Regions from separate parts of the Homo sapiens genome. Here region 2 is linked to region 1. A link is a loop called in an ENCODE intact Hi-C map of the cell type or tissue named here. Cell type or tissue: Calu3. All regions are shown on one strand.

Evidence for each region. Peaks named below come from ENCODE experiments on the same cell type or tissue, not always from the same donor. Only the 100,000 strongest peaks of a DNase experiment are listed, where the experiment ranks them.
Region 2: a loop joins it to region 1, with 12 times the contacts of the local background. A loop is called at or near these places in 2 of 110 quality-filtered maps.

Annotation. Positions count from the first base shown.
Region 1 is chr14:69,463,869-69,466,368 of GRCh38, reverse strand. No RefSeq gene overlaps it. Among named protein-coding and RNA genes, the nearest start is that of PLEKHD1, 20 kb to the left of the region's middle. In Calu3, no CTCF peak of the experiment used is centred here; a DNase peak (open chromatin) is centred at 1,378.
Region 2 is chr14:69,377,177-69,379,676 of GRCh38, reverse strand. It overlaps a transcript of GALNT16 not described here. Among named protein-coding and RNA genes, the nearest start is that of ERH, 20 kb to the left of the region's middle. In Calu3, no CTCF peak of the experiment used is centred here; no DNase peak of the experiment used is centred here.

The DNA.
Region 1 (2,500 bases):
TAAAAAGCATAAATATATTCAAACTCTTGGTATGCTCTTTAGAAATGTAGTATCACTTTACACTGGCTTCCATTTTATCCATTTTTTTCTTTTAACATTTCACTATTTTGTCCAGCTACCATTTACTGCATATATGGTATAAACCTAGCATTTAATCTGATTGCTTTTCTTAAAATTTCCCAACAATTACCATTGTGTTTTTCTATGCTGTGGCTTTTTCTTTTTTCCTTAAGTCATCTTTAGCCATATTTTAGATTCTTAAATATTCTGCTTCTTACTGCTGGGCTCTTTCATTCCACTATCTCTGTGTCAGTGCTTGCATTGAGACTTTGTCAGTTTAATTAGGCCCTCCATGTGTCTTCCTTATTTTTTTTTTTTTTTTTTTTTTTTTTTTTGAGACAGAGTCTCGCTCTGTCGCCCAGGCTGGAGTGCAGTAGCGTGATCTTGGCTCACTGCAAGCTCCGCCTCCCGGGTTCACAGCATTCTCCTGCCTCAGCCTCCCAAGTAGCTGGGACTACAGGCGCCCGCCACCACGCCCGGCTAATTTTTTGTATTTTTAGTAGAGACGGGGTTTCACCGTGTTAGCCAGGATGGTCTTGATCTCCTGACCTCGTGATCCACCCACCTCGGCCTCCCAAAGCGCTGGGATTCCAGGTGTGAGCCACTGCTCCCAGCCCTTCCTTTTCAACTATTCTTTCCTCACTCCATTCCAGCTGCACTTGTCTTTTTGCTTCTTCTTGAACAAGCCAAGTAAGCTCTAATGTTAGGACCTGTGCTCTAGCTATTTGCTGTGCCTGGGATATTCTCCTCCCAGGTATCTGCTTGGCTCAGGTACTCACTTCTTTCAAGTCTTGGTTCAGGTTTCACTTTTTTTTTTTTTTTTTTTTCCAGACAGAGTCTTGTTCTGTTGCCCAGGCTAGAGTGCAGTGGTGCGATCTCAGCTCACTGCAACCTCTGCCTCCTGGGCTCAAGCAATTCTCATGCCTCAGCCACCCGAGTAGCTGGGATTACAGGTATGCACCACCACGCCTGGCTAATTTTTGTATTTTTAGTAGAGACAGAGTTTTGCCATGTTGGCCAAGCTGGTCTTGAACTCCTGGCCTCAAGTGATCCCAAAGTACTGGGATTACAGGCGTGAGCCACCACGCCTGGCCAGGTTTCACCTTTAAGTGTCCAGCTCTGACCATCTGTGTAGTAAAGAATTAGGCGGCCTTTGTCTTTGGTTTCTGGGAAGTAACCTCTAATTCTCTGGAATTTCCTGAGTGATAGGAGTATTCATTATTCACGGTGGACTCCTGGGATCCCACTTGATAGTTTCTGCTAACACAGTGACTCACGGAAGACCCCTGGATAGTTTATGTTTGCAAGATGACTCAGGCTGGGAGCTGGCCACCCGGAAAAGCCAACCATGTAGTTAGAGTTGGGGCTTTGAGTCATGTGATACCAGTCCAACCTCCAGGAAGGAAAAGGGGGCTAGAGATTGAGTTCAACCACATAGCCAATGATTCAATCATACCTAAATAACGAAGCCTCAATAAAAACTCCGGATACCAAAACTCAGGAGAACGTCCCTGGTCAGAGTATTTTCATGCTTCAATGCTGGGAGGGCAATGTGTCCCTGAGAATGAGGGAAGCTTCACATTTGGGACTCTCTCAGACTTTGCCCCAGGCACCTCTTCTTCTGTTTCTGGTCTGTCCTTTTTGCTATAATAGAACTGCAATCATAACATAGTTTTTTCTGGAGTTCTGTGAGTTGTTTTAGCAAATTACTGACCAGAGAGTGGCTGTGGGAAACTCCAAATTTGCAGCCAGCTAGTCAGAAGAAAGGATGACCTGGTAATTCCTGAACTTGCTGCTGGTGTCTGGAGAGCAGTTTTGTGGAGGAATGTGCCCTTAATGTTGAGTTCCCATTTTTTAAGTGTACAATTCAATAGCTTTTGGTAGGTTCACAGAATTGTGCAGCTGTCATCCCCAACATGTTTTTTGAACTTTCAAATTTCTGATCTGGTTCAATCAAAAAGGAACCTCCAATCCAGGTTAATCACTGGAATTGATTATTTCATCTCTTCAGACTCTCTTAATTTAGAACAGAATTCTTCCTTTTTTTTAAGTGAATTTTTTGAGACAGAGTCTTGCTCTGTTGCCCAGGCTGGAGTGAAATGGCGTGATCACAGTTCACTGCAGCCTTGACCTCCTGGGGTCAAGCAATCCTCCCACCTCAGCTTCCCAAGTAGCTGGGACCACAGGTGCATGTCACTATATCCAGCTTTTTTTTTTTTTTTTTTTTTTGAGACAGAGTCTCGCTCTGTCACCCAGGCTGGAGTGCAGCGGCGTGATCTCGGTTCACTGCAAACTCTGCCTCCCGGGTTCGCGACATTCTCCTGCCTCAGTCTCCCGAGCAGCTGGGACTACAGGCGCCCGCCACCACGCCCAGCTAATTTTTTGTATTTTTAGTAGAGACGGGGTTTCACCATATTAGCCAGGATGGTCTCAATCTCCT
Region 2 (2,500 bases), 87 kb after region 1:
TTGTTGTTTTTTTGAGACAGTCTCACTCTGTACCCAAGCTGGAGTGTACTTCCAATCATGTCAATCATGTATTTTCAATCAGCAAGTACATGAGCACTCTCTGATTCTGCTATTAGCACTTTACCAACAGCCAGTGATATCTTGACACAGCATAAGATTGAAAGTTTTTTGGAAGGCTCATGATTGGTTTAATATCCCCCTGTTCCTGCCTCTACTTGCACATTAGGGCCTTAACTATTTTTTTTGTTGTTTTATGCAAGACAAAATTTTACCTAGAACATACTCATATGTGCTCAGTTTTTCTATAGAATAATCTGGTTAATGAAATGTTATCACTGTACCAAGAGATTATTAGAATTTTAGGGTACCTGACAAAATTAAGTAGAGTTGTAGTTAATGTTTCACTGTGAAACCAACCAAATTTTAAAGCTAAAATAGGCCGGGTGCGGTGGCTCACGCCTATAATCCCAGCACTTTGGGAGGTTGAGGTGGACAGATTATTTGAGGTCAGGAGTTCAAGACCAGCCTGACCAGCATGGTGAAACCCTGTCTCCACTAAAAATACAAAAAGTAGCCGGGCATGGTGGCACACGCTTGTACTATCCCAGCTACTTAGGAGGCTGAGGCAGGAGGATCCCTTGAACCAGGGAGACAGAGGTTGCAGTGAGTGAGCCGAGATTGCACCACTGCACTCCAGCTTGGGTGACAGAGACTCTGTCTCAAAAAAAAAATAAATAAAGCTAAAATAATCTCACACAAAAAGAAATAGATCCAAAAGTAATCTGATTGTCCTGTTTTTCATTTGGCCTGTCCTGCTAAAATAGTTTTATTTCTTTAACAAATAGAGGATCTTTGGCTTTATTTATTTATTAATTTATTTTTTAAATACTCTAGAGCAGATCTGAAGGGAATGAGTTCCCTTGATTCTCAGATATAGTACCATTTCTGGTGTTGGGCTTACAGAGGAAAATATGAGAAAGGAATGTGAGAAAGTATCTGGGTTCTAGATGTTGAGTGATGAGAACAAAAAGAAGGGGAGCAGTGTTTGGAATCATTAAAAGCTTAAGGAAGACTAGAACTGGAATAAATACAAAGAAACATTTGTCTATGTCCCATAATACACAGAAAAAGAGCCTAAAGTAGCCTTTTTGTGAAGGTGAAATGTGCAATGAAAGTTTCTGTGGTTTGGCCTAGGTACAACCACTGTCCTTGTGTTAGAGATTTAGAGTGTTGGTTGATTGGCCTTTCCCCAACCACAAGTAAAACAGGTTTGATTTCCGCTTATTAAGTGATATTTTATACTGCTACATAAAGGTGAAACCTCCCAGACAGATTATACAATTTCCGATTCTCTAATCCAGATTTATAATCTAAATTTATATACCTGAGAATTTCTAAAATATTTCTTGATAATGGCCATTTCTGTCCTGTAGTGCTTGATTTAAGAGGTCCCAGGAGTATAAAAAGAGTTCAACGATCTCACTTCCCTTCCAGTTCTCTGGCTTAATATATTTCCAGCAACTTACTAAATGCTCAAACAGGTTATGTGTCTTAACTCCCATTGTTGGGACAGAAGTAGTAGTGAACTGTTTTACTTTCAGCAAGAGAGGGACTTAAGGGATGAGCAAATAATTTTGTACTGTCCTAAAAGCAGACCAGGCTGGGTTGGGGGAGAGAGGACAGGGTAGTTTTCTCAGTATGATTGTCAACTTTACATCAGGATGGTCTTCCTTTATCAAATTGTTTTAACTAATCATTTGAAGGTTGGAATGAAAATCAGGATTGATACATAAATTGATTAATGTTACTATATTTGTAAGGATACTTTTATGTTCATGTTCTTTTTTTTTTTTTTTTTTTTTTTTTTTTTTTGAGACAGTCTCACTCTATCACCCAGGCTGTAGTGCAGTGGTGCAATCATGCCTCACTGCAGCCTCAATCTCCCAGGCTCAGGTGATCCACCTTAGCCTCCTGTGTAGCTGGGATTACAGGTGCACACCACCATGGCCAGCTAATTGTTTAAATTATTTTTTGTAGAGATGAGGTCTCCTTATGTTGCCCAGGCTGGTCTTGAGATCCTGGACTCAAGTGATCCACCTGCCTTGGCCTCCCAAAGTGTTGGGATTACAGGCATAAACCACTGCACCCAACCTAAGGATACTTTTGGAAGAAATATTAATTTATATGTTAGCATAATGATACTAGTATTGCCACTTAGACATAGCATTTTACTGCCTAGGAAATATTTCTACATATTTATCATCACAGCAACCCTTTGAGATAGGAAATAATTATATCTCTATTAATGGTAAAAATAAAAATAAAAATTTAGATTGCCTAAGTGATTCACCAGATCACAAAGCAATACCAAAATTTTGCTAGATGAAAAAGACAAGGTTTTAACCTCAAAGACCTTGAAGGGGAGCCCCATAATATGAATAGCTGTGCTAAATAATGGACCTCTAATTCTTGTCAAAGGGACCTTTTTAGACTCAATCAA